Linked DNA regions of Homo sapiens: region 2 is linked to region 1. The links are chromatin loops, found by intact Hi-C in ENCODE. Cell type or tissue: heart right ventricle. All regions are shown on one strand. Each heading gives the region's core, and the rest is flanking DNA. Links, peaks and the distances in the headings are about the cores only.

Evidence for each region. Peaks named below come from ENCODE experiments on the same cell type or tissue, not always from the same donor. Only the 100,000 strongest peaks of a DNase experiment are listed, where the experiment ranks them.
Region 2: a loop joins it to region 1, with 2.2 times the contacts of the local background. A loop is called at or near these places in 10 of 110 quality-filtered maps.

The regions. Positions count from the first base shown.
Region 1 is chr14:75,701,538-75,716,892 of GRCh38, forward strand. TTLL5 (tubulin tyrosine ligase like 5) reads left to right here. Exons shown (of 32, transcript NM_015072.5): 8 at 5,481-5,550; 9 at 6,086-6,170. Among named protein-coding and RNA genes, the nearest start is that of TTLL5, 48 kb to the left of the region's middle. RefSeq lists an enhancer at 10,342-10,451. In heart right ventricle, for the core only: CTCF peaks have their summits at 7,863 (motif pointing right) and 9,766 (motif pointing right); DNase peaks (open chromatin) are centred at 7,874 and 10,604; H3K27ac peaks cover 1,981 bases.
Region 2 is chr14:75,860,768-75,876,122 of GRCh38, forward strand. It overlaps TTLL5 (tubulin tyrosine ligase like 5), which reads left to right. Exons shown (of 32, transcript NM_015072.5): 29 at 2,900-3,095. Among named protein-coding and RNA genes, the nearest start is that of TGFB3, 110 kb to the right of the region's middle. RefSeq lists an enhancer at 2,775-3,279 and a silencer at 15,250-15,339. In heart right ventricle, for the core only: no CTCF peak of the experiment used is centred there; DNase peaks (open chromatin) are centred at 7,284 and 8,106; H3K4me3 peaks cover 1,288 bases; H3K27ac peaks cover 4,493 bases.

The DNA.
Region 1 (15,355 bases), core at 4,047-12,046:
CCTTCCACCTTGCCAAAATAAAGTGGGCCATATTGTGAATGCAGAGGAGGATTTTGGTGATCTCCCTCTTGGGCAGAGCTACCTTTCTTTTCCTTTTTGTGTGTACTGGTGATAAGGTAGCCTCAAGTTCTACTCTTCTCTATCAGATTTCTGCACCCACACGTCTCCTGGCCTCACTGTTCCAAATGCTGTTTGTTAATTATCTGATTCTAATTCCTTGGCTGATCCCTGAGCTTCATGTTTGTTGAGTACAAGCTTGGAAATTTGCAGGAGCCTCCTTGGGAAGGTCACTCTTATCTCTTTTGGACTTTTCTGGCTTCTTTTACTTTTTCCTAGCTTTGATATCATTTCATTCTTTTGAAAATATTCTTTCTGTCCTTCCACTGGAACTCTGGAAGGGCAGGGGTAGGTAGATGTGTTGTATGTGGGACCAGAACCCTATCTTAAATTCCCCACTTGTCTTTTCACATTGAGCTGTTTGCCATATGTGTAGAAACTAACTTTCTGAGGGATCTTTCACATTGGAAAGTCCTTAAATTCAGTCTGGACTCAAAACAGTACCGTAAACAATGATGGCCAGACCCTTCATGCCAAAGAAATATAGGATCTGGTTTTGATAGAGCAACTGCTACAGCCCCAGGCATTGGCTGCAACTTCTGTTACCTGGCCTAGGCCACTCTGGAGGCCTTTTACCCTGAGTCTCCTGTGACATAAGGCCATGGTCATATGCCTTGGCTCTGTCTCCTCTTGTCTCTGCTCTGACGTTGGTGTTGAAGGCCCCTCTCCAACAGCTTTTCCTTCAGCTCTGTGCCAGGAGCTCCAGTGTTGTTTGAATCTCATAGACGGCACTAGTTTGGGTTTAGGTTTTAGCTGCCAAATGGAATTGCTATTGAAAGTCAGCTATGGTACAAGTTTGCTTTTTATTTTCTTAGATATGAGTCAAAAAGAATAGGATCTATTCCCAGCTCATCTGGGACTTTTTTCTTTTGGAATGCTTTTTTGCCCTAGTGATTTGTTATTTTAAAGCTAGCATCATAAAGGATAGAAAAGTTAAACTTTCCTTGGTGGAGCCGAGAACCCTGCGCCCTAACTCTTCCCTGGATGCCGAATCTCAGTGGGGTGACATGTCTTAGAGAATGTGTTTGGCAGGCTATGTAAGAGTCTTTTTCTCCCTCCCACCTCTCCCTGGGCTGAATCCTTTGAGACCCCCTGCATAGATCAAAGTACTTGGCAGGACCTTTTGCCTTCCCCCTCCCTCTTTGTGAAGCTTTGGAATGAGTCTGATTCTTTTAGGTATTTAGTGGAAGTGCCAGACAGAAGCCTGGGAGGATGCCAGGAGGCATGAGGGGAGCTGGCAACATGCGGACATAATGGGAAAATACTCCTGTTTTACCCCAAAACTGGAATTTTACCACCTTTTACCCAGACCTGCAAACCATGTTGTTAATACTCTTCTCTCTCCTTACACAAAAGGCATAACCATCCCCTCTTTTCCATGCCTGGATCCTTTCCCATGGAATATGTGACCCATTAGCCAACTGGATGAAGTAACTCTTTCCAAGGCTGCTGCCTGCTTTCCTTTTAGATTTAAGCAGGAGGGTGAGGAGAGGGAATGCTGAGGCAGAGGGTCTGGGAGCAGAACTAATGTGAGTGAGTGAGGGATTTAGGCAGTGGGGATGGAGTTGGTGTGAGGGCCAAATGAAAATATCTTCCCCTCTCTTCCCACTGGAGTGAGAGGGCCACTTACTAAAACTTCCCTATAGTAGTCATAACCTTTTGGAAACTCTCTGCAAATAGCAACTTTTACCATTACGAGAACGAGATAAAGGATAGCAAAAGCATCACTTTTATGTAACACTGAAAAGAGAAGTGTGGACCACAGATGGAAACATCTCGGTTGGCTAACGTGGTCTCATAAGGATGTGCTCTTTAGAAATACAGCATAAAGGAACAAAGCTGTGTTTGCTCCACTCCTTCAGTAACCATGACTAAATGCCATATTTTCCCAATTTAGTATATTCAAAGCAAGGAGGGGAAAGAATGGGTGTTTTCTGATTAAGGTATGAATTTGATTATGGAAGTCAAGTTTACTCATTCTTGTCTCACACATGATCCATGGGAAATACAGTATTGATACATTCTCTGAGACTTTCACATGTTAGGAGAGTGTTAGGTCACTCTAGTCCCTCCTATATTCGTGAATATAATTCTGTACTCTCTTGTTTCTGTTTGTTTATGTGTTTTTATCTTAGGTTCCCTTTGTTTTTCTCATTGCTCAACAAGTATTTCAGGAGTGCCTACTGTGTTGTCACTCCTTAAAAGCTTTTGAGAAATTCTCCTAATTATTATGTATCTCCAATTTTCATAATAGTACCACTCAGTACTCTGAGTAGAATGGCATGCAGCAGGTAGTGATGAATGCTGTTGAGCTGTGGGACTTTGTAATTAGAACCACATATATTCTGTTAAGTTTGCAGTAATAATAACTAATGTTTATTGAGCCTACCACTGTCCTTTCTAAACATAATCTCACTTAATCCATATATGAACCCTATGAGGTAGTTATTATTTCCTTAATAAGTGGTAGAGTCAAGGTTGTAACTCAGGTCCAGATGATTCCAGCATAGACACTCTTAACCACTATATCATTCTCCTTTACAATGACTTAACAGATACCATGAGCTTTAACCTTAAGGTCCATTTAGAAAGATACCTTTCCAGCCAGGCGCAGTGGCTCATGCCTGTAATCCCAGCACTTTGGGAGGCTGAGGCGGGCATATCACTTGAGGCCAGGAGTTTGAGACCAGCCTGGGCAACATGGTGAAACCCCATCTCTACTAAAAATACAAAAATTAGCTGGGTATGGTGGTACGTGTCTGTAATCCCAACTACTGGGGAGGCTGAGGCAGGGCAGTTGCTTGAACCTAGGAAGTGGAGGTTGCAGTGAGCTGAAATAACACCATTGGACTCCAGCCTGGGCGAAGAAATGAGATGCTGTCTTAGAAAAGAAAGATGTGTTTCCAACTTTCCCAACAATTCAGATTCCTACTTCAGCATTCTTTGGGAGGCAGTTTGAGCTTTGAATTGGAATAATTTGAAATGAGTTAACTGGGGATTGATGAAAGGAAACAGGCTTGAAGATATCAAAAAGTTTTTCTTAGTTGCTCTTCAGTCTGTAACGCTGTGCAAAGAAACTATATCCAAACCTTTCTTTTCTTCTGGGAGTCTACAGTTTAATTCCCAATGCGGATAGAAGTGAGGGATAAAGACAATAGAACACATAGTAAAGTTACCTAAATATTGTAAGGGTTTATGTTACGTGTAACTCAAAGGATAAATGTGTATGGTGAGCAAGGGAGGAGAGGAAATGGGCATGGGCGTTAGATGTGTCATGGAATGATGACCACTATCAGCATATTCTCTGCTGTGGAGAAAAGTTGGGTGAGTAGATATTTATTGTAGCCTATAGGTTCTACTCAGTAGGAAGAGAGCTGTGATTGTTTGATTTTACGTTTACAACATAGCCTGCAGCTGTATAGTGATTGCATCAATTCTCATTGAGCAGATTCAAAATGGAGATAGTACTTACGAGAAGCTGATCAAGAAATGTAAGGGAGTCAGGAAATGGTATGGATGATGAAGTTCATTAGGGATGAATCAGTAATGATGTCATTGTGTTCCTATGATGCGTAGAGATGGGTTGTGAAAGCTGTGTTCTGACTTTGAGATAGCAGCAGTGGGAACTGAGAGAGGACTCTCATTCTGACTTCAGAGCTGCTCATACTGGTTGTGTATAATGTTATAGGTCACAAAATTATCATATGAAAAACAGTAGTAGTATTGAGGGTAGGAAATGCATTGTTATAAAGACAAACTTTTGAATTTGGGGGACAATTAAATTTGAGAGCAGAATATTGGGAAGAGGTAAGAATAAAGCCTAAAAGCGAAGCCTGTGAGGAAGACTCCCTGGATTCCGTTGCTGCTCTATTGCTTATTAGCTCCGTGACTTTGAGCAGGTCCCTAACCCACTCTGATTCTTTTTTAATCTATAAAATGTGGATGGTGATATACCTGCCTCATGGGGTTGGGTGAGGATTAAATGAAATAATCCTGTGAACAGACTTAGAACAGCACTTGGCACATCCACGTGTTTAGTACATTTGTTAAATTTTGTGTCTGCAAATGTTGATGGTTATTTCTGTTGCCTTTACTGTAGCTATTATCAACCTAATTATTATCACTACCACTTCCCTTTTGGAGCCCTTTTGTCCTACATGGATTGTGGTGACTTCCAGCTTTATCTAATCACATGTGAAGGTTTTTTTTTTTCTCCCAGATATTTTAATCTTGCTGTTTCCTTAATCTAGAATCCACAATAATTTCCTGCTTCCCACCATGCTAAATATAAACTCCCTTTGCCAGGGGTTCAAATCCCTTTGTCAGTAGGGTACCTCCCTCCTCATTGTTTAACCATGTCTTTCATAATTTCCCAGTTCAGTCTTTTAGCCCCAGGTCTGTGAATCGGCCCACCCTCCTTTCTACTGGGCTTGGTGCGTGCCATCTTCCGATGATGGGCTCCTTTCTTCTCCACCATGTGCTTCCCAGCCTTCACTCATTTCTGCATCTACTCTTCTGGGACAAGTCTTCCCTGACTGGTCCCACCTGATTGGTCTGCACTTTAACTTTGTAACCTGGCATCTTGTATTTATAGAAATGCTGCTTTGTGTTCTTTTAAATTCTATATTTTGCTGTTCCTCTACCTAAATATTAAACTTTTCAGGGATAGGGATTTACTGAATCTTAAATCTGCCAGGCAGAGATTATATGTGTTATGTTCATCATGGTATCCCCAGTGCCATATGCAGTGTCCACAGTACTTTTCTATTTATTGTATAAACAACTGTTTTTCATTGAAGAAATCTTTTAAAGACCTTATTCACTCTTTGCATACAGTTGCTTAGCAAATACCCTTAAGTGAATCAATTAAACACCTATCTCATTTTACAGAGAAAATGCTAGGATCCATTGTGGATCTGTAAGTTCTCCAAACATGTTAATGAAAGCCTTCATTTAAGAATAGTAGTAGTATTTTTAAATTTCCATTATACTTCAGGGAGAAAGCAAGTTTTCATTTATTTTTAAAGTGGCTCTTATTTTCTTGGCAGGTAACTATTTAATATCATGTATATACATCTTTAAGGCTATTAGGCTTATTTATTTATTTATTTATTTATTTATTATTTATTATGTGAGAGGTACTGTGTAAATTTATTTTTCCTGCATCGTAATTGGATGCCTATAGTGTTATAGAAGTGATATTATATGGCCAACTGAATATATGGGTACCTTGGAGGAAACTTTAACCAGAATTTTAGTTTTCCACCTTACCATTTCTTTAAAGGTTAAGAACTTTGCTCCCTTATTGTAAATTAGGATTCCTGTGTATTTCTATTCTTTCATTCTTTCTCTTTACTCAATAGCCAAACCAGATCTCCCTGGAAGAGAACATTTTGGTCTCCCGTTACATTAACAACCCCCTGCTCATAGATGGTGAGTTGTGATTAGGCCCTTGACCAAATTGGGCCAGATTTTTGCTCAACTTTTTAAGCTTTTCATAGCCTTCTCTAGTAAGTCTTTATTATACTGTTGTGAAATTCTTGACATGTGTGGCTCCAGAAAGGCAGCAGGTTCCTTACCTATCTCACGGGATTTATCTGAAGGTGAAATGAGACAATATAAGAGAAAGTGCTTTATAGGTTATATAGTAGTATATGTATGAAAATTGTGCAGTAATTAATATATATGAAAATGACACACATATGCATTATATATACATTACAGTTATATTAATGTATATATACATTATACGGTTTTTATTATGTACTATATACATAATATGTATACGGTACAATTATATAGTATAATTATTAGTTATCCTCCGAAGTCAAGGTGTGTGAGCAGTGTGTGTTTCATGTGGAGTGTAGGAATGTTCTTTCTTTCATGTTTCTTGGTTTCGTTGTTTATTCTGTAACAGGAAACAAATGAACTTAGTTTTTTTTTGTGAATACAAACTTTTTTTTTTTAGATTTCAAGTTTGACGTGCGCCTCTATGTGCTCGTGACTTCCTATGATCCTCTTGTCATCTATCTCTATGAAGAAGGATTGGCTAGGTAAGAAGCTGTTTGGGGGTGAAGGGGTTGGGTGGGTATATTAAGGGTGGGTATATTAAGAGTGGATCCATTAACAAGTTTATTAAATCAGATCATGCTATTTTTACTTGTCATTACTGCTTACAGATGCAATCCACCTCCTCAACTGCTGTGCTCTATAACATCAAAGCCAGTATGCCTAAAAAGAACTTCAGAAATTAGGCTTATTTGTCTGTAGTCTCACTGCATGTCCACACATAAGGTGTGTAAACATCTTCCCCAGCACTGATCCAGGATCATATGGTATTTTCCTGCAGTGACAATTGTTATGAAGCTCCTAGGATATTAAGATAATTTGCTGTTATTCTTCAGGATAGATGTAGAAAGAAAAATAAAATCCTACCTGTATTTGCCTATTATATGCCAGGCATTTATTTTCATCCTCGCAACAACCTTTTAGTTGATGCATTTTTGCAGTTGAGGAAACAGATTTAGAGGTGGGAGAAGTGGAATGGGGATTTGACCTCATGGATCTGACTCCAGAGCTCAGGGCTCAGACAATTTCATGCCCTCTCATATTTGGAAGGTATTAATTGAGGGTTTTTTTTTTTTTCCTTAACATGCAAGTTACTTTACAGTGGTTGTACATACATTGTTCTCTTTTTGTTAAGGTGCTTTTTTTTGTTTGTTTTTGAGATGGCGTGATCTCGGCTCACTGCAAGCTCTGCCTCCAGGTTCACGCCATTCTCCTGCCTCAGCCTCCTGAGTAGCTGGGACAACAGGTGCCCCCCACCATGCCTGGCTAATGTTTTGTATTTTTAGTAGAGACGAGGTTTCACTGTGTTAGCCAGGATGGTCTCGATCTCCTGACCTCGTGATCCGCCTGCCTCAGCCTCCCAAAGTGCTGGGATTACAGGTGTGAGCCACCACACCTGGCCTGTTGAGGTGCTTTCTAAGTTTTAAGGTAATGTGACTTACAAGATTAAGTTCAAGTTGTTATATTTTGAAGTTTTGTTTCCTCTAGCCACAGAATTTTACAGGTAATTGTTTTTGTAAACCCTTTAAATTGTTTAAAATAAGTATGTAACTACTATGCTGTGTTCTTCCCCCCAACAAAACTAAATTTTTGTATTAGCCAACTAGTTTGCCCTGAAGTTCTTTTTATGCGTAGTGCCTTTGATATAGAGCAGGGGTGTCCAATCTTTTGGCTTCCCTGGGCCACATTGGAAGAAGAATTGTCTTGGGCCATACCTAAAATACACTAACAATAGCTGATGAGCTTAAAAAAAATTGCAAAAAACTCATAATATTTTGAGAAACTTTATAAATTTGTGTTGGGCCACATTCAAAGCTGTCCTGGGCTGTATGCAGCCTGTGGGCCTCAGGTTGGACAAGCTTGTTATAAAGCATAGCAGTTTAGGAGGTGATTTGCATCTGTGAGTGGTCACGACAAGCTAAAAAAGCCTGGTCTGTGTATGTTTCTGTATTTTAGAAAATGCAATTGGAAGATGGGAAATACCATGGATAAAAGAAGGCTACCTATTTATGTACAGGTGCTTTGACAGATATTATTGTACTCTGACAACTATTATTTTAGAATGGTCTTTTAATGATTTTAGAGACTTAGTTTTTTTCACATGTATCCTATGACTTGAAATCAGTGAGAGCAGACTAACCAAACCTCGCTGGTGGAGCTCTGTGTTCCGTTCGCCTCTAGGTGGCAGTCACAGCATTTATAAGTCCTGTCATATTCTTAACTGAGATTTTGAGTTTGAGCCCTGGGAACATTGGAGACTACCAAAACTCCCTAGTTCTGGCCTCTTCCTTGAAAATTGAGAAAGGGAAGAACTGAAACATCTCGCAGTTATTAGATAAAGGGCTGGACCAGGCATCTGAACATGAGCTGACTACTAGCTCTAATCAGGTTTTTATAGGAAAGAAATTGTCGATAATATTTGTAGACACACGTGCTCTCACGTTTTGAAGTATCACTATACAAAATTAGGTATAAAAGCCTATTCCTGGCCAGGCGTGGTGGCTCACACCTGTAATCCTAGCACTTTGGGAGGCCGAGACGGGAGGATTGCCTGAGGCCAGGAGTTCAAGACCAGTTTGGGCAACATTGTGAGACCCCATCTCATTAAAAAAAAAAAAAAAAAAAAAAAAAAAGACCAAGAAAAAGCCTATTCCCTATATTATTTAAAACAAAATGATGGTAAAATACAGTCCTGACTTCTCAGATATGCAAGGTTCTGAGGATTTTCAGCTTTATAATTTGAGACTTCTGAGCTTTCTCTCTTTTGTGTTATGAGTTTCATCATTCTCCTTCCTCTGCTCATCCTCACCTTCACTTCTCTCCTGTGTCAAGTTTTAGAAACTGATTATGTCCTGCCAAAAATTGGACTTTGGGAATAGAGAAAAGAGATGGAGGTTGTGCTTCACTGTTTCTCAAGGACATCATAGCAATATGTTTTGCTTAATATTCCAAAGATATTTTCACCTACAATATTAACAGCCCTCTCTATGGGTAAAATTTGGCATAATTTTAAGACCTTTCTGGTTCAGAGCACAACATGAGAACAACAGTACCAATGTTTATTATAGAATTTACTACAAATATGCAAGTGCTTTGGCTACTGGTTGTGTGTTGGAAGTCAGAATCTACTGAATTAAGTATAACCCTTTTGCTTCCAGCAGAAACAAAAAAATTTATACACACACACACACACACACACACACACACACACACACAATGGATGTTTTTTCACAGAATAATTAGAAAAACAGCTTTTAAAAAACTCAGACCAAGTAGAACCAGAAAGCCACATGAATTTTCAGGGCTTTGGTTAGGTTTACCTGAAAGTGTAGGTGAATATAAAAGCTTTATCAAAGCTTTACAAAAGCATAACGCATGGCAATATGATGCACTGTTTGCGGGAGTCCTGCGAGGGCACATTGTTCCGTGCAGTAATTTCAATGTGCCTAAGTTCTTGTGTCTTCACTAATTATGTATCTTGACATTCACTTGCTTTGTTGTAACCCTCAGAGTCTGTTCAACTATGTCGATAGTCTGTAGCATCTCCAGATCTGCAGCTTTTAGTTATCTTGGGCCACATGTAATTTATGTAGACATAACTGAAGATCATCAGTTTGGGATGAGATTATTGGGTTACGTTGAGGCTCAACAAGAAAAACCATAATCTTTCCTAAAGAGACGGAACAGGAGGCAAATACAATTCATTTCCTTCTTTAGAAATGAATTCCCTTACACCCTATCACTTCTGTTTTGGACCTCAAATTAATACTAGGCGACAGAAAGATTAAATTCATTTCACAAGACAGTTTTGTGATATAAGTTATTTTGTGTAAAATTTTTTAACACAAAATTAAATTCGTGAAAACCCTAGTTTCTGTATAGATGAGTGTTTTCAGTTGTCCTTATTGTTTTATTAACATAAGAAGTGGGAGAGCTCTCACTGTTTTCTCATGTGTGGGTATAGTATTGAAGAAGTGTTGCAATTGTCCCCCTGGTATTTGGGTGCAGCTTTTTGTGATTCCCACAGTAGCCCTCAGAGGTCCCCTGTGCTTTTGAATTTTACTTGCGTGTTGCTGTTTTGCACCACCAGGGGACACTCAGTTTCCACAGAGGGGTGCTATGCTCTACCAAAATGGTGCAGATTCTTTTTCCTGTCAGGGGTGGACTCCAAAAAGATTTTGTCCTGGATTTTACAGCTTTAGGTGGATCCAGTATTGGGTTTAGATGAGTTGACAGAGCCCTTTCTGAGATGAAGCTAATAGCCAGATTTTCACTGAAACAGGAAAAATAAAAATTTCAAAAAAATTAAAACAAAATGGAGTTAAAAACTAAATATGTTGCCAGAGACCCAAAGATAGGCAGCTCTAGCAACTTGGGGGGCATGCAAGTATCCATCCAGGGAGCTGAGTTCCACCCATGCGGCGGAGGTGGGAAGAGAGGATTCTGGGAAGGTCCCGGTTGGAATGGCCTTTTTTCTGCCTCAGCCATATTATTCAGTGGAAATTCAGAAAAGACCCCAAAACATTTGTAGTGCCTTTCCCTTTCTCCCCACCCCCAGTTCCTTCTTCAGTAGCCTTCCTTGCTAATTAACACTGGCTCTGCAGGGATATTTACCTTTTCTCTGCTGGATTCCTGTGGTTTTGAAAGAATTCAGGTACTTGCTGGTTGCCAAGGAATTCAGATTACCTCACAGGCTGCACACTGTCCAGAATCTGCCACAGCAGCAAGTAGGGGGGAAGAGACACCAACAAGGGGGAGAAAACCCTTTCCAGTGCTCATTGTCACCCTCCCTGGCAGGCCCTTGCTGTTTGTGAAGTTTGAGTCATTTCTGGCTCTAAAGACAAGGGATCAGGCTGGTAATCCCCTCCCAGACGGCTCTGTAGGGCGCTGCCTAGTCACTGCAGCGCTTTGGCAGTCTCCCGGCTGCAGCTGGTTGACAGCAGATCAGAGAGCTCTTGGGCCTCTTGTTCTCTTCCATAAGATTTTTCTGGGTCAGGCCAGGATGAAACCCAGTGGCTCCTGGCAAGGCTGCCTGAGGTGCTGTCTCTTCATTGTCCAGGCCTCTCTGACTCAAAATGCCTACACCTGTTGAAGGATAACTCATGTGCCACAGCGAGGTCGAGGCTGGCCTTCTCTTTTCTTGGTACATTTGTAGTGAATGTTTGTCAGAAAATATAACTACCAAAGAGGATGTTAAGCTTCTACATCTAGAATGCCTGTGACTCTGACCATAAGAAGATATTGGTATCAAAAAAAAGTTTTTAAGAAAACAGCAGGACAAAAAAAAAAAAAAAGAACATGTGGGGTCATATTCTTAGAAGAACAAACTGGTTTTTGAATAGGGGAAGAGAGTTTAAAAGATCCCACTAACTCTCTGCTTTCCTTCTTGTTTTGGTTCCATATTGGTAAAGATCTTGGAGCAAGCAACTCCAGTGCAGTTTCAGTTAATGTTTGCCAAGTCCCTACCATATGCCAAACATTGAAATCTTTTCTCCACACAGACATTCAGACTTTTAGACAAATTATCTTGATTCTCTTGATCAAATTATCTTGATCACTATCTTGATTCTCAGTGAGAAACATTAGAAAGCGAAAAGGAAATGTAACTTGTGATTTAAAAATTTATTGTCAAAATAAAGATATTGTCCAAAACAATTCATATTTGTTTTCATTGTGGTTAAAAAGGGGGGAGGGGGCGGCAAATAGTTCTATATTCATCAATAGGCTGCAAAATAGTACCTAGGGTTTCAAATTTAACAAAGAAAGTAGGAACTCTCCCACCTTTTGTTAGCTTAAAGGTCAAAGCCTTAAAGGTCTGTCGTGAGAACTTTCCTAAATCTTGATCTCATTAAGAGGGAGATACAAGACTGACTCCATCGTGTAAATTTTGGTCTACATTAGGATAAGTGTGGTCATGTAGTCATGTGCTTTATAACAATGGGCAAGGAAGGACCACATATACTATGGTATCCCATAAGATTGTAATGGAGCTGAAAAATTTCTGTCGCCTAGTGACATTGTAACATCATAACACAATGTATTACTTTTTCTATGTTTAGATACACAAATACTTACCATTGTGTTCCAGTTGCCTACAGTATTCAGTATAGTACAATGCTGTACAGGTTTGTAGCCTACAAGCAAGAAGCTGTATTATCTATCCTAGGTGTGTAGTAGGCTATACCATCCAGGTTTGTGTAAATACGCTCTATGATGTTCACACAACGATGAAATTGGCCTATCAATGCATTTCTCAGAGCATATCCCCATTGTTAAGTGACGAATGGTTGTATGTGCAAACTTGGTCCTGGGGTACCTAGTAAATAGTGCTCTTTTAGGTTATTGTTAATAGAGAAATGGTGTTGAAACTTCAGACCTAGAGAAGATGAAATTTGATAATATGTGATGGTCTAAATCAAAGGTCACTAACATAAATGCTCACAAGTACATTCACTGAAGGAAGAGTGGAGACTGGAGAATGGAGAGTACATGTCTCATCTAAAGGCATTTACTATTTAGTGCCAGCAGCTGATACTGGTATTGCCAGATCTGGTTTGTTAAGTGAGGCTTGAACATGTAGATTTTTACTGTGAAACAAAGCACTTTTTTACACTTTTAATTTTGAAACCGTTTTGAACTTATAGAGTTGTCAGAGCTGTAAGAATTATATGAAAAATTACCTTTTACCCTATGTCTAGAGATCTCATTCCAATTCTGCCAATTGTCCTAAGATTTTTTTTTTTTTTAATTACAAAAGGATCCAATCAAGGATCACATGTTGTATTTAGCCGTCGGGTCTCCGTAGTCTCCTTCAGTCTGAAACAGTTCCTTAGTCTTTCTTTGACTTTCATGATCTCAGCATTTTTGAAGATTACAGGCCAGTCATTTTGTGGATTGTCCCTCAGTTTGGGCTTGTCTGATATTTTCTCATGAAGAGACCTAGGTAATGCATTTGGGGCCAGAATACCACAAAAGTGATACTAATTCTTGTCATTGCATTATATGTGATGGCACATGCTAGTCATTTAGTGGTGTTTGACCATTTGCTTTAGGTCATCTGCTAGATTCCTCCACTGTAAAATTATTTGGTCTTACCCTTTGTAATTAGTAAGTATTTTATAAGGAGATACTTTAAATCATGTAAAATTTCATTCTTCATCTCATTTCTCATTTTTAAGAAAAATCTATTGATTTTTCTTGCCTTAATGAATTATTGCTGTAATAGTTGCCAAATGATGATTTTTTAATTCCATCATAACTTTTATTTCTTGGCATTTTTCTGTGAGGAAGAGCTTTATCTTCTCGTTTATTTATTCATCTATTTATTTATACCAATGCAGACTCAAGCGTTCCTGTTTTATTTAATGGGTTATAATTCTTTACTATCATGATTTATTTTGATGCTCAAATTGTCCCAGATTTGGCCAGTGGGAGACCTCTCAAGCTGGCTTTGTGTCCTTTTGACATGTCTTTATCATTCTTTGAGCACAAGATGTTTCAGGCTCATCTTGTTCTTTCTCTATTCTATCCCTGGAATCAACCATTTCTCCAAGGAGCACTGGTTGCTTTTTCTTGGAGTATAATATTTAGAAATCAATATCTGGGTGCTAGATACGCTCATTGTTTTGGGGCATTTCTGCTTTCAGACCCTGGCCATGAGCAGAGTTAGGAAATTATGTATTTATGTACATATACACTTGTACATCTGTATTTCTATATCTGTCTCTAATGTATTGTTGAAAAATAGAAGTTTATACTAGTACGCACAATTCTAGTTCAAAACTACAGAGTTCCTTCTTGTTTTTTGCTTTTCATATTTTAAAATCTCTTTTCCAACAGCAGGAAATCTGGCTCGCAGTATCTTTAACATATTTATTTATTTGCTCAATTCCTTTGTATGTGGCCAGTTTCCTGACCCCACTGGGCCACTGTCCCATTCAGATGCCGTTTTTATATGGATTTATACCCTTATTTGGTGGCCTCCCTGCTTAGAAAACCTCCTTGTGCTTCTGGCTGACTTCCCACCCTACTCACCATCTTCCTTTTTTTTTTTTTTTTTTTTTTGTAACTCACCATCTTCCTCATGTGGGCCCTGGCTACCCCTGGGCTGCAAGAAGGAAGGTCTGATTTTTATATGTTGTTCAGGTAATTAAAGTTTAAAAGAAAAAACAAAGCTTTTGTAGGTTAATCAGAACTTGACCAGTAGGTCACATTCAAGACTAATGTGACCTGTGGTCTAGACAATAAAAAAGAAAATAGTGGTCAGATGATGATGATGGCTTATTTACTATGGATTTTAGTGAGAGCTATAAGCTCTTACTGGGGTAGGAGGAAAGATGAACATGCACACCTTTTCTCTCCATAGTGTATGTTCCCCACTAGACTGAGGGAGATATGGAGTGGAGCACTTTCACCCTTCAGGGGAACTTTTCCTTTAAGCTTTTTTGTTTCACTTTAATTTTTGCTGCTTCTGCTTCATACACTCAGTTTAGAATTCCACGCTTTGATATTAGAAATCTTATCCTTGCTGGGGTTCAGAATAAAATGCTCCAGTGAAAAGGAAGATTAGGAAGAAGAAACATGATTTTTTTTTTTTTTAGATGTGCAGCCCTCTTGAAAAAAAGAATATAGGAATGACAAATGTGTTGGTACCCGATTCCAGCTCACCACAGACTTTTGTCAGGCTTTTCATGTTGACCAAGTTAGATCAAGTACTTGTAGTAACTACAAGAGATGAAAAGCCTCTTTTTCTGAAGCAGAAGCTTTCCCCTCCTTCTAATTCATTGTTCTTTGAGGGGAGAGGATGACAGGAGGGATGTCACCTTGAGGTAATGTCTGGCTGAGGCAGGCAGCCAGCACGGGGCCCCTTTGCATCTCACAAGAATTCAGAGAATGACAGTCTGCAACTTGCTTGGACAATCTATTAGAGGAAGATTGGGATGCATAGGCAAGGGTTACTCACCAGGGCACTGGGGTGTGACATGGCTAGAAGTTAAGTGATAACTACTGGAAGTTGGAAGTTTCTAGAAAATCTGGGGTCCTTCTCAAGCACAGACATAATAATGCTCATCAAACTCTTGTCTTTTAGCCTAGTCATCATTTTCTCTTTGTCCACATCCTTTTTCCTAGCCTCATGTTTGTTTATTTTAGTTTTTTGGGTTTGGGGTTTTTTTTCTTTTCACTATTCTTTCTTTGGCTCTTGTATATTTCTGGTACAGGGAATTAGGGAGTGGAGATAGTGGGTGGATGAGAAGAAACAGAGAAGAGGAAAGTTTTTTAATGCTGACCTTTAATGTGGTGAAAATTCATGTTGACTTCATAGTCTGAGTAAGCATATGTAAATAATTTGTAAGTCATATGAAAATAAACTTGTGGCCTTCTTTTTTTTTTCACACACTTGGATATGCCTCTTGGGAAAACCACTCTAGTGAAGGGTGATATGGTTACAGTGGTATGTAAACAGGGGTTGATATCTACCATAACCATTCGCCTTGAGTGTCCTTTTGTTGATACTGAGCATCCTTTTGTTGATATTGAGCATCACTGGAAAGTTCTCTCTTTCCCTGGTTACTTCCTTCAGAGGCACATGTATTTTATACTTTGGTCTTCTTTTGACAACAGTCCGGGATATCAAATTGCTACCCTGTTTTCAGTGGGCTCCATGTTTAAT
Region 2 (15,355 bases), core at 3,625-11,624, 160 kb after region 1:
TTTAGCTGAGCCAGTAGCTGTTGAGTAGTTTTGGGTGTTTTATCTTCAGTAAGCTTTTCTCTTCCCTCACTAATGAGAAAAGAGATAATAGGTTCCTCAGGCTCCTCCTTTCCTAACGATGTCATCCTGTTTTACTGTCACTCAGCACCCTGCTTTGTGAATAATGTTAACATTTCACTAATGTATTGAAGTATTTATTTATATTTGATCAGTGCTCACCATGTTTCTCCATACGTCTAGAAGTCTCTTGGGAAAGATCATGCCCTTTTAACTGTCTGATAACATGCACACTGAGGCACTTCAAGAAGGATCACTGAAGATCAAATGTCGCACTCAGAAAACTTAATAGATAAGCTCTGAGCTTTTTGGTGTGTTCTCCAAGAAGATTAGGAGATGGTATACAATTGAGCAACTGAACTGTGGGAGCCAAACTGTGGGAGGAGATGAGTAAGGGATGTGACATATCAGAGGTGAGATTATGGGATAGAAAGCCGAAAGAATACAGTTCACGGACTTACCCTTAACGAGAGATTTGGAAATCTCTCTAAGAGAGTTGGGAAACCAAAGCAGAGGCCCGAAAAGACCAGGTTGTGAGGGAGGGCACAGGCAACAGAGGAGCATGGACTTCTGAGCTTGGCAAACATTTCACTTTGCTCCCTCCTTCAGTGCTCTGTTGAGTCATCAGGACCCAGGCTATAAATAACCCTATGTGGCTTTTAGGTGAGGACTCTGGAAGGTCTGTGTAGCCTCACTTCAGGGTTCCTACACCTCTGTCATTGAAATGACTTTAATGACAAAGGAAAGAATAACACTGATTTAAATCACTATGAATACTTTTCTCAATTTAGGCACCCTTTCATTTTTCTAAGCCCCCTTAACCAGGGTTTGGAGCAAGGTTGTTCATTATGAAAGTCTTATGTTTCTTCTATGTACAATTTTCCTGTCACTGTACCTAAAAAGGAAAAGAAATACAGTGTAATTAAAGATGGTCCCAAGAAGAATAACCAAAAGTGTTAAGGAGATGGAAGGACTGACAAGACTGTTCTCAAAAGAAATGAGACCTTTAGAAAATCATACTAAAATATATTTAGCATAAAATTTACCATTTTAACCATTTTAAAGTGTACAATTCAGTGGTATTTAGTACATTTATACTGTTTTGCAACTATTAGCCACCATCTGTCTCCAGAACTTTGTCATTATGCCAAACTGAAGCTCTGTACTCACTGAAAAATGACTTCCTATTCCCTAATTCCATAGCCCTTGATAATCACCATTCTACTTTCTGTCTCTAAAATTTGCCTATTCCAGGTACCTCACATAAGTGGCATCATATAATATTTGTTCTTTCGTGACTGACTTATTTCACTTAGCATAATGTCTTCAAGGTTCTGTACATGTGCTGCAGCATATGTCAGAATTTCCTTTCTCTTTAAGCCTGAGTAATATTGTATGTAGATTCATCTGTTGATGGACATTTGGGTTGTTTTCACCTTTTGCCTATTTTGTACAATGCTGCTATGAACATTGGTGTACGGTTATTAGTTTTGATTTCAATTCTTTTCTGTATATATCTACAAGAAAAATTGCTGGATCATTTGGTTATTTTGTGTTTCACTTTTTGAGGAACCCCTAAAGTGTTTTCCAGAGTAACTGTACCATTTTACTTTCCCACCAGCATTGCACAAGGGTTCCAGTTTTTCCACATCCTCAGCGACCCTTGTTATCGTCAGGTATTTTGTTTTAATAATAGCCAAATGGGAATGAAGTAGTATAAATGGGGTCTTTTCTACTGGGAAAAGTGATCTGAGAGGGGAAATGTAGGAGGCTATAGTTGTAAAGACTTCTGCTAGGAAGTACACAGACATGGTCACCAGAATCTAGAATTTGGAGCTGGGTGCAGTGGCTCACGCCTGCAATCCAAGCACTTTGGGAGGCTGAGGTGGGCAGATCGCTTGAGCCCAGGAGTTTGAGACCAGTCAGGGCAACATGGTTAAACCCCCGTCTCTACAAAAAAAATATATAAAAATTAGCCAGGCATGATGGCACACACCTAGAATCCCAGCTTCTCAGGAGGCTGAGGTGGGAGGATCACCTGAGCATGGGGAGGTTGAGGCTACGGTGAGCTGTGATTGCACCACTGCACTCCATTCTGGGCTACAGATTGAGACCCTGTCTCTAAATAAATAAATAATTTGGGCAAGGAAGATAGTCAAAGTATTTAACAAATACTATAACATAGCATAGGTACTGACTACTCAAAAAGGCCACCGGCCCTTCGCCTTCCTCAGGTGTACAGATTGTCAGCCTCAGTGGGGACCCTGTGAGGTAAATTTGGAATAATGAAAAAAAGTGTCTTCCCACACCATTTATGTTACCCAGTCATAGGGACATAAGCTCAAATATAAACAACTTCTAAAAAATATTTAGATATTTAACTGATGGGTGGTTGAGAGAAAACAAATTCTGTGTGATGAACCCTTTTCCTTTTGAAGTTGATGTTAGAGAAAATGATCATGCATCTGTTCCTGCCTTAAGTTAGCCCCCCATCCTGCATTGGAAGCTCTCTGGACTCTTCTTGTAGGTCTTCTGGCAATCACAGGGGAATGAAATTGCTATTTCAGTTGTTTTACATCCAGCTAATATTTATTGTACATTGACTGTGTGCCAGGCCTTATGATACGTGCTAGGAAAAGAAGAGAGTGCAAAACAGACCCTGTCCTTGTCATCATGGAGCTACGGTTTAGTGGGGGAGTGAGATAATATCACACAAGTAGATTTGTAATTCCAAACTGTGCTTGGTTCCATATTGGAAAAATACCTGAGATATTTCTCTCCTTTCCTCTAGATTGTTCATACAGCCACTCACTCTAAGAAACCTGCTTGCTTTTCTCTTCAGGAGCCTGCAGACAGGGGGATTTGCCTGGGAAGGAGAAGTAGAAAACAACGTGTACAGCCAGGCTACAGGGGTGGTCCCCCAGCACAAGTATCACCCCACAGCAGGCAGCTATCAGCTTCAATTTGCCCTGCAGCAACTTGAACAACAAAAACTTCAGTCCCGGCAGCTCCTGGACCAGAGTCGAGCCCGGCACCAGGTAATTCAAGATAAGTCTTTTCCATGTGTTATATCTTCCTGCTGTTGGTAAAAAAAAAAAAAAAAAAAAAAAGGTCAGTGAATGAGAAATGTAGGATTAGTTTTCCAACCCCGTGCCATCCTGGCTTGGACAGCTCATGGGGAGTCTACTCTTGAGGAAAAACTGTTCTGGAGCCATAACACTGGCTTTGCTTGAAAGTGATGCTTAACCAGTGTTTGACATGTTTTTTTTTCATTTGAATGCTTCTATACAAAAATCTCTATTGTGGTGTTTACCCTTTCTGTTGTATGATCTTAGTTTATAACCTCCCATAGGGTCTGATTCTAAGATACCTGAAAGCTTGTATTTTAAGCATCTTTATTTCTAAATGTTCTACTTTCTTGCCTTGATATACTTGGCATATGTGCGTGATATTACTCATTATCTAACAAGATTTTCAAGGAATAAATAAGTTGCAAGTTCTTCTGGTGGGAAATGGACATATGTTAGCATGCAGGTCATCTATAAATGATAGCTATTCATTCAACAAATGTTTACTGTGATTCTACTGTGTACTAGGCACTGTTTTAAACAGTGGGGCTATAAGGTGACTGTACACACAAAAATCCTTGCTGTTGTGCAACTTATGTGTAGGGAGATGTTGATTCGCTACTCACTGTCTATAAAATGCCAGAAACTACTGAGTGAGGGAGCTATATAAGTATATAGCACTAATATATTAGTATGGCCCCAATTGTAGAGAAAGGATGACCTCACCGAAAATTCAGGAGTTAAATTTTTCTTGGTGACTCAGGATCATCATTAGAATAGTTACTGTGTTCTACAGTGGGGTTATTGGAATGAATTAGTACTGATTCTATAAGCTTTTCTGACATTTGGTTATGTGAAGAAATAACTTTTTATCAGTTTGATCTCCTGATCATTTTTTTCTTATAAAAATGTAGTACATAGTGTGTATGAGTTTGTGCAAAATTATTTACTCAAAGACTAAAGCAACATTTCCCAAAGGTTTTTTCCTCTAAGTAAAACAATTATTATTATAGTCTGTCTTATCTTTTCAACTACCACCCATAATAAAATGTCATTTTATTATTTCAACATAGTTCATCAATTGATCATCTTTACCTGCGGTAGTATACTCTGTACATTATATTAATTCATCATAATTGAGAAATTGTAAGTGCCGGCATTTGCAAAGTAGTTCTTTAGACCATTTTTACTGGAGAAAAATAAAATCTCTTAATCTGGAAAGCATAGAATATAGCATCTCATTGTAATCACATCACTTTCTGTCATGTAAAATTTTCTTCATTTAGAAAATCTTGAGGTCTTGAGGATAGTAGACACATTTAAGCCAGTTTGCATTTTCACAATTCCAGATACAAATGTGTGTCTTAGTTGTTGTTTTTTTTTTTTAATCTGTGTTCTTAAATTTCTTAAAGCTTTTTAAACTTTAAACTCCCTGTCATTCAGAGTACTTGAGAATGCCAACTTAATCAGATACTGGATAGTGGAAGTATCACTGTATAGCCTGAAGATCAAAAAACTACTTCTCAGGTCCTTGGCTCATTACCTGGGCCACAGAATAATGTGTGCACCAAACCCCCGCAACACGCCATTTACCTTCATAACAAACCTGAGCATGCACCCCTGAGCCTAAAATACAAGTCAGAAAAAAAAACTCTCTGGCTCTAATGAATCTAGACAGTTGGTACCTTTTAAACTATGCTTCAATACCTTGAAATGGAGGATGACTGGGGAAGGAGAGGCAGTTTTGTTGATTTTCACTTTTAGAAACTGCTTCATTTTTAAGTCCTTCTCATAGTTTTGATTAGCTTCCAGCAACTCACATTCCTTTGAAAATTCAAAGTACTGTACTACTATTCTTGTGTGGAATTTCTTTTCACTGAGGATTATACTGGTTTAGTTTCACTGAATTATGAAGTATATGGAAATTATGTTTTTTAGAATCTGTCAGAATATCTGTTTTAGCGAGGAGGCAGAACTCCCAAGAAGGGAGTTATCTCGTTCTCCTGGAGAGCAAACAGAAAATCATTCATCATAATTGTATATATGTGTGTAACATTATTTCTTCTCCCCAACACCCCGAACCCGTTCTTCTAAACCACAGCTGATTTAGGTAAAAATGAGTAAGGGTGAAGTTTCTGGGACTGTAGGAGAGAGCTAAAGTAACTAAATTCCATTAGCTTCAAGAGTTTATAACTAATAAGATAACAAATAAGATATTAAATATTCTAACAGGAAGAATATGTAGAAACTTAGAGCACTTTATTTTAGAGGGTACTTAGAATCATTCCACAGTGGAAGCAAAGCCCTAGTAGATTTTATACCTTTGTAGCTTAGCTGTGCTAGATCTGACCATTATAATTATCACTAAATTGTTGATTGAAGCATGGTTTACATTCTCAGTATTCTGTATTTCTGTCCTGGGGTTACCCTTTAGATAGCAATGGTACTTTTCCAATGAACTCCTTGCACTTGGATTCATTTCTCTAAAGTGTAGGGAGCCATTGGTATAACTCACAGTGTGGTTAACTGCCTGTTTGAAAGCAGTAGATAGAATTGAAATCTGATTTACCTAGCATTCATCCATAAAAGAGGCCTGTTTATGGAATGCGATGTTAAAGGAGGCCTTATATTTATCTTATATCATATTATGTTTATGAACAGCATCTTTCACATAGTAATCTCCTAATAATGTCTGGGGAAAGTTCATGCAGCCTTTCTCTCATTGTGTACATAGGAAGTTCTCCATTCTTTTCGGCCTCCAGTCAGAACACTTAGATATCCAACTTATTGAAGGTGTTAATTTCTGCTTAAACTCTGATTCAGGATATGAGTTTGGAAATGGACATCTCTCAGTATTCATGGGGAATGAGCTTTGATCTTCATCTCAGTATAGCATTGCACTCATAAATGTAGCAATTGTCATATACTTAATCCACTCCTGCAAAAGACTGATCCTGTGACATGGGAGTGAGAGAGGAAAGTCACCCAGAGCCAGTGGCGGAAGTTTTCAGGAACAGAGATACAAGAAACTTGGCGTGATCCAGTCCATATGATAGAGAGCATAATAAACAAAATAAGACAAAATTGAAACAATGAGCTTTTACACACTGATGGTAAAAACAGCAGTTTGAAAAACATTGTTTTAAGTCAGAGCAGAGGTCAGCAAACTTTTTCTGTAAATAGCCAGATAGTAAATATTTTAGGCTTTGCAGGCCATAGCATCTCTGTTGCAACTACTCAGCTCTGCCATGGTAGAGTGAAAACAGCCATAAACAATATGTAAATGAATGAGTGTGGCGGTCTTTCAACAAAACTTTATGTACAAAAACAGGCAATGGGCTGGATTTGGCCTATAGGTCCTAGTGTGCAGACCCATAGACTAGAGTAACAGAACCATTTGAAGGGCTTGTTAAAACAATTGTTCCTCCATCCCATTTCTGATTCATTAGGTTTGGAATAACCTAATGAATAGGCAGAATCCTCCCTTTTTGTTTTAATAATAATAGCCACCACTTAAGCACTTGCTGTGTTCCAAGCACTATTCAGGGTTCTCTATACACATTAACTCATTTAAAAATGAATTTCAGGGCCGGGCGTGGTGGCTTATGCCTGTAATCCCAGCACTTTGGGAGGCCAAGGCAGGTGGATCACAAGGTCAGGAGTTCGAGACCAGCCTGACCAATATGGTGAAACCCCGTCTCTACTAAAAATACAAAAATTAGCCGGGCGTGGTGGCGCATGCCTATAATCCCAGCTACTCAGGAGGCTGAGGTAGGAGAATCACTTGAACCCGGGAGGCGGAGGTTGCAGTGAGCCAAGATCATGCCCCTCCACTGCAGCCTGAGTGACAGATTGAGACTGTCTCCAAAAAAAAAAAAAAAGCAAAAAAAAAATTTCAGGATGGTTGTGGGAAGTACTGAATCTCAAGAGTTAGGAATGATCAAACAAATCTGTTATATATTGATACAGCCCAATGCATGTCTTCTAATTCTGTCTTTCTTCTCCTGCTGTCTTCCTGCCCCTGAAGGAGAAGGCAAAAGAAAACTTTTCTTTCAGCTGAGTCGGGGACTTTCTTGGGTAACAGTGACTACTGGTGACATCAGCATGAGTAGCTCTCCATGCTGGGGTCTGTGAGGAGGGCTGCACCGGCTGTGAGGCCTGACTGACCTGATTCTAATTGCAGACATTGAGCTGATGTTATTCTTGGCGCAGGACAGAGCGATTACTCAGTAGTTTCTGTTAAAGTGATCCTTTGTTAAACTTCTGCTCCCAACCCACTCCCTGCTTCCTTCCCTCCCACTCTCTTCTCTGCCTCATCCACAGTGAAAAAGAGCCCCAAAAGCAGAAAAATTAAGGACATATTGATGGCCAACACAGAATTGCCGAAGTTTCCTTTAACAATCATGGGAGAAAGGAGAGATTTTAAATACATCTTAATTCTTCACTGGTTCCGGTCTCTTTCGAAACCCCTTCAATTTTTAGTAGACTTAATTTTCAACATTAGTAAATAACTCAAGGTAGGAGAAAACTGTGCGTCCTAAATTTCTCTCATCCTTCTGCCCCATCTGTTCTTTACTTTTCCCTTCCCACCATGTCCAAGTTTACCAAACTAATCTGGATTCAATAATCCTAGCAGAAACTAATGTTCCTATAACAGGCAGGACTGGCAGCAGCTCATTGTTCACATCAAGAGGTCTTTCAGTTTGCTGGTAACATCTTGAGTGCAGTGTGTAACAAGCTTTTTGCTAATGCTGTGTGTGTATATACACAATCCCACAGGTGTGGAAAGGATTCCCATATAAACCGAACCATGTCTTGTTATTTTGCTCCTAAAAGTTCATTGCACGTGTCTAAAAAAATTCTGCCTCCTCCTGCAGGAATGAATTCTGTTTCGCCAAGCCTTCAGCTGCTGTGTGTTTGTGTTGTGGAGGAGGGGAGGGGAAAGAAAGAGAAATTCAGCAGGCACCCTGTCTTTTTCCAAGCAGCTGGCAATAACATGCTAGCTCCTCAGCGTGGCACAAAGAGCAGGCAAACAGTCTAGCCATGCAGGAGGTGTCTTGATACATCTTTATAATGGCGTATCAGAGAGGAAGGTTGGACTGGGGACATGAGAGGGGAGGAGTGTGTGTGTGTGTGTGTGTGTGTGTGTGTGTGTGTGTGTGTGTGTGTGTTTAAGTTCCAGAGCATATTGACTCCGGAACTTAATGTCATAACCTATTGCTTCGTTGTTTTTTTGTTTGGTTGGTTCTTTTGTTCTATTTTATTTTCCCACTTGACTTTTAGCAGGAACTCATACTTAGTGTCTAGCTTTTAGTTATTATTGATTTTCCTAGGACCACTTGATTTAGTAGATTTTGCCAAGCCAAACTTTTATTCTTATTTAATGAAAATACATAGAAAATACATGAAATAATACTGCATTCGGTTGTTTTGGAAATAGGCCACTCTAGACAGGCTTTGGAGTCAGATAACCCACAGCTTAAGTCTTGGCCCTGTCTAGTCCGTGACTTAAGACAGGTTATTCAAACTTTTAAAACCTCATTTTCCTTATCTCTAATTTGAAGATGATGATATATACCTGTGTATTATCATGATTGTAGTTCTCAGGATGTGATATTGATATTACCATATGTCAAGCACCAAAGTGGCCATTTTTTTGTATTATCTCAGTGGATCTTTACAGCTGCCCTCTTATTAGCCTCATTTCACAGATGAAAAAGCATAGTATCAGTTAGATAACTTTCTCTGTGTCACATAAGTAATAAATGGTAGAACTGGGATTTGAACCCAGGTCTGTCAGCCTGCAGCATCCAAGCTCATGGCTATTATGCTATATGCTGCCTCCTGCTGCTAATAAGGCATTCAATAAACAGCAACTGTAAGTACTATTACATAAATTCTAACTTGCAATGTATACATTCAACAAGTATTTTTTTTTTTTTTTTGCGATGGAGTCTCACTCTGTTGACCAGTCTGGAGTACAGTGGCGCAATCTCAGCTCACTGCAACGTCTGCCTCCCGGGTTCAAGCGATTCCCCTGCCTCAGCCTCCTGAGTAGCTGGGACTACAGGCGCACACCACCACGCCAGGCTAATTTTTGTATTTTTAGTAGAGATGGGGTTTTCACCATAGTGGTGAGGACGGTCTTGAACTCCTGACCTTGTGATCCACCCACCTTCGCCTCCAAAAGTGCTGGGATTACAGGCGTGAGCCACCATACCCAGCCAACAAGTACTTACTGACTCCGATGAAACTATGTTTGAAAAGTTATTATCAGGTCTCTTCACCAGTCTCCTACTATTCATAAGCACCATCTCAAAAGAAAAGTTTTCCTGCACTTAGGCCTAGACGTCATCCCAATTACCTCAATCTTTTTTTTTTTTTTTTCCTTTTTCTGGAGAACGGGGTCTCGCTATATTGCCCAGGCAGGTCTTGAACTCCTGGGCTCAAGCTATCCTCCCACCTCTTGCCTCCCTGAGAGCTGAGATTACAGGCGTGAGCCACCACGCCCGGCCTCTCCTCAATTCTTAATGAAAGAAATATCTTAATAAGGTGTTCTTGGGCGTAACAATCTTGGAAATGCCCATCCTTTACCCTCCCTTGTACTTTTATTAAGTAATGGGTTTAGCACCTAACAACACATGCAGTATCCTGACGTTTGTTCTAGAGGTTTGGATAGTAGGAGCACTTGTATGGGTTGTTACTAATTCCTGTGTTATTAATAATACAGGAATGATTTCTGTAATTATTATTTTGTCCTTTCAACACTGTTACTGGTAATGCTATTTTAATTTTATTTCTATGATAGGTGTTTTTCAGAAGACTCCCAGGAAACCTGACAGGTGTCTACAAATGTGACTACCACAGATGACATGTTTGCTTAATTCATATTATGCTTGCTTTGGTTTTTTTTTTTTTTTTGAGACGGAGTCTTGCTCTGTCGCCCAGCTGGAGTGCAGTGGCTCGATCTCGGCTCACTGCAAGCTCCGCCTCCCAGGTTCACACCATTCTCCTGCCTCAGCCTCCCAAGTAGCTGGGACTACAGGCGCCCGCCACCACGCCCAGCTAATTTTTTGTATTTTTAGTAGAGACAGGGTTTCACTGTGTTAGCCAGGATGGTCTTGATCTCCTGACCTTGTGATCTGCCCACCCTCGGCCTCCCAAAGTGCTGGGATTACAGGCGTGAGCCACCACGCCCGGCCTATGCTTGCTTTTTCAATATCATATAAGTCTGATCTTAGTGTATTATTACAATACAGACTTTCTTTCATTGTGTTAACTTATTACTGATAGTAGCATAAGTACCCTGGTTATCATCATGTTGCTTTCTAAGCTGCTCCTAGGGGAATATTCTTCTGGAATCTTAGAGGAAAATGAACACGCAGTAAATGCTTCCTGTGCACCAGATGTAGTCTTATCTCCATTCCACTGATGAGGAAATCAATGTTCAAAGAGTTTGGGTAACTTAGCCAAGATCACACAGCTGCCTGATTGTGGAGATAATATTTTTACCAGGTCAGAGGACTTCCAAAGCCCCTTTCCACTCTACCGTCCTCCCCCACGACAGAATTGACTCTTCGTTTTCTTTTTAGTTTACATACTTATCAGTCAGATAAGGCATTCCAGCATTATTGCTGCTGCACTGCTATATACTCTCGTATACACAAATCTTTAAAAAAAAAAAAAAAGGGTCAGTGTAACCAATTAAGATTCAGAACTCAGCTTGGTTGCTGCAGCTGTCTGGTGACCAGTTTTATTCTCTTCCCTCACTCCGTGGCCTGTGGTTTGTTTGTTTGTCTGTAGGTATATGAGGGACTCCCAGCAGTAACTTTGTGTGAGATGATGAAAGACTTCAATCCATCCATCTGAGATGGTGGCAGCCAGGGGAAAAATACTTAATGAATATGTGACAGTAAGGTCTGTATAAGATATGCACAGTAAACCAACCATGTGAGATCCTGGGCCAAACAAAACAAATTATACATTTGAAGACAGAGACAAGTTAGATGTTTATAACCTCAAAGTTGTAAAGGAAACTTAGAGATTGCCTTTGACTAATTATTTCATTTTAGTAATCAGGACACATAAGATACAGACACGTTAGGAGAACGGGGCCCTGATATACAAATAATTTCTTATAAGTACTAACAAATAAAAGTTAAAACACACAATTGAAAATGAAGCAGACCTATCTTTATTTAGCCAGTTGAGCTTTCTATCTGGGGTCATGGCTGATCCTTTGATGTTATCTGTATACATACTCACACTTTCACTTTAACAATAAGTAACAAACATTTGCTTACAGACAATAATTTTTTTTCAAACTTTCCTTTCCTTCTCAAGAAAGAGAATGATCTTGGAGCAAGGTGAATGAAATTTGTCTTTATATACATCTGGTGGAAACTGGACACATTTCTACGTTTGCTTTAGAAAAGAGATATGATTTAAATAAATTTGCTTTAGATATGTTTGCTTTAAAAGGGAATCAGCATAACATAAATAAGAAAGGCAGCATAGTATAGTGAGGTTCTTAAATCATACTCCATGGGTTTGAATCCCAGCTTACTACTCAGTACCTCTGCAATTATGAACAAATTTCCTAACATTTTTTGTGCCTTGGTTTCTTCTGTAAATGGTGATGATGAGGAGACACAGGTCATATGGTTGGGAGGGATAAATGAGATAACATAAAGCACTTAAAGCAATGCCTGACCCATGATAAAAGGTCAATAAAAGGCCGGGTGTGGTGGCTCACACCCATAATCCCAGCACTATGGGAGGCTGAGATGGATGAATCACCTGAGATTGGGAGTTCGAGACCAGCCTGACCACCGTGGAGAAACCCCATCTCTACTAAAAATACAAAAAATTAGCTGTGCGTGGTTGCGCATGCCTGTAATCCCAGCTACTCAGGAGGCTGAGGTAGGAGAATCACTTGAACCCAGGAGGCGGAGGTTGCAGTGAGCCAAGATCGTGGCCATTGCACTCCAGCCTGGGCAACAAGGGTGAAACTCCATCTCAAAAAAAAAAAAAAAGTCAAAAGTTAGTTGCTCTTATAATTGTGTATCACCTTTTTTTTATCATTTAGGTAGAAAACATGTAAATGTATCCTCTTAACAATTTTTATGTATACAGCACAGTATTGTTAACTATATGCATACTGTACCACAGATCTCCAGAACTTTTTTTTTTTTTTTTTGAGACGGAGTCTCGCTCTGTCCCCCAGGCTGGAGTGCAGTGGCTCAATCTCGGCTCATTGCAAGCTCCGCCTCCCGGGTTCACGCCATTCTCCTGCCTCAGCCTCCCAAGTAGCTGGGACTACAGGTGCCCACCACCACGCCCAGCTAATTTTTTTGTATTTTTAATAGAGACGGGGTTTCACCGTGTTAGCCAGGATGGTCTCGATCTTCTGACCTCGTGATCCGCCTGCCTTGGCCTCCCAAAGTGCTGGGATTACAGGTGTGAGCCACCACGCCCGGCCCTCCAGAACTTTTTTATATTGCATGACTGAAACCGTACTCATTGAACAACTCCCTGTTTTCCTCTTTCCCATCCAGCCTCTGACAATCACCATTCTACTTTCTGTGAGTTTCATTACCTCATGTTGAGTGAAATGATTTTGTCATTAGATTCTTTTACTTAGCATAATGTCTTCAAGATTCATCCACGTTGTAGCGTATGACAGGATTCCCTTCTTTTTTAAGGCTGAATAACATTTCATTGTGTGTGTATACACATATACATACCATGTTTTCTCTTTTTTTAGTTTTTTTTTTTTAGTTTTTTTGGGTACTACATACCACATTTTCTTTTTCCATTCATTCATTGATGGACATTTAGGTTCCTTTTACATCTTGGCTATTGTGAATAATACATCAATGAACACGGATGTACAAATATCTCTTATGTATAATTTTTAACCGTAAATATACATGGCATTATGATGTCAACTTGGGGGTTTTACTTAAACCTTCCGGGCCAGAAACAGAAATTGATTAAAATGATATTAAAGAAAGTGTCTTAGGAGAAGCCCAAGGCTCATTAAGTATTAATTAGCACATTTTTAAAACTAATAGTTACTTACTTGAACAATTAAATATGGTATGCAAATTAATTTGTTCATAATTATTAGAGCTATGAGAAGAATAAAAAGCATGATTAATACCATGATTAAATGGTTATTCTTTATTTATTTATTTATTTATTTATTTATTTTTGAGACAGAGTTTCACTCTATTGCCCAGGCTGGGGTGCAGTGGCTCGATCTGGGCTCACTGCAACCTCCACCTCCCAGGTTCACACCGTTCTCCTGCCTCAGCCTCCTGAGTAGCTGAGACTATAGGCATGCGTCACCATGCCCAGCTAATTTTTTGTATTATTTAGTAGAGGCGGGGTTTCAACATGTTAGCCAGGATGGTCTCGATTTCCTGACTTTGTGATCCACCCGCCTCGGCCTCCCAAAGTGCTGGGATTACAAGTGTGAGCCACCGCACCTGGCCTAAATGGTTATTCTTTAGAATAATATCTGTGTAGATTATTGACATGTTTGTCCAAAGGCATAAATATCTTACAAACATAAAAAGGACAAGAAACAGCATTAGCATCAATTGTGAGCTAGCTTTTCATCGGGTGCAAGCTGCTTTCTCAAAGTAATCAAAGGAATGATAAGTAAATTTAATCCTTTCAGACATACTGATGAAATACAAATTGGTACAACCTTTCCTGAGAGCAATTTGGGAATATATGTTAAAAAGTTTTGAAGCAGAAGAATAAAGAGATTTCTGATCTGGCTATTCTACTTTGAGGAAATTATTTTAAGGAAATGATCCAGCATATGTGAAAAGGTATAGATAACATGATGTTTATCACAACACTATTCTTAAAAAGCAAAGTAAACTGGTAACAACCTGAATGTGTGTGTGTATATATGCGTGTGTGTGTGTGCGTGCACATGTACATATGGTATTTCAAAATGGAACTATAAGATTTTGGGGGTGCTTTTCTGTTTGTGACACAGAGAAAAAAAAAGACACTGGGGGCCTTTTTTTTTTTTTTTTTTGAGACGGAGTCTCACTCTGTCACCCAGGCTGGAGTGCAGTGGCGTGATCTTGGCTCACTGAAAGCTCCGCCTCCCGGGTTCACACCATTCTCCTGCCTCATCCTCCCAAGTAACTGAGACTACAGGTGCCCACCACAACGCCTGGCTAATTTTTTGTATTTTTAGTAGAGATGGGGTTTCACCGTTTTAGCCAGGATGGTCTCGATCTCCTGACCTCCTGATCCGCCTGCCTCAGCCTCCCAAAGTGCTGGGATTACAGGCGTGAGCCACTGCGCGCGGCCTATATTTTTTAACTCAAAAATCTATTGTGGGCTGGGCGTAGTGGCTCACGCCTGTAATCCCAGCATTTTGGGAGGCTGAGGCAGACAGATCACGAGGTCAGGAGTTCGACACCATCCTGGCCAACACGGTGAAACCCCATCTCTACTAAAAAAAAAAAATACAAAAATTAGCTGCGTGTGGTGGCACGTGCCTGTAATCCCACCTACTTGGGAGGCTGAGGCAGGAGAATTGCTTGGAGTCGGAGGTTGCAGTGAGCCGAGATCGTGCCACTGCACTCCAGCCTGGCAACAGAGTGAGACTCCATCTCAAAAAAAAAAAAGAAAAAAATATATTGTGAACATATTTACATATTTCCATAGCTTCAAATATAGATGTATCTCAGTGTGTCAATTTATAGCATTGATGATTGGTGAAGTATAATAAACCATAGTAGAAAAAATGCCATTAAAAACAGCAGTCTAGGTCTACGTTTATAGATAGGGAAAAATGCTCAGAATAGGTATTTGAATGAAATAAAAACAGGCTCCAAAACATCAGGTGTCATGTGATTCCGTGTTTTGTCAGCACACAGAAATACATGCATACATACATATAGAAAATAAGTTTGTATATGCATAGAAAAACATCTAAATGTTAACAGGTTATCTCTGAGAGCAGAATTATAAATCATTTTGAATGAACATTTATTAAAGAAATTTGTTTCAAAAAGAAAAACATCAGTCTGCCAACCTTTTTATGTATGTGTGTGTGATCAAACAGTGCTGGGCATTGAAGGAGATATGAAAGAAATGTAAAGCAAAGCAGAGTCTATGGTCATCTGAGTCTGAATTTGCATCAGAACGTCAACCAGTGTCTGATTGGTTTTGTGGCTAGATGAAGGTGTGGCTGC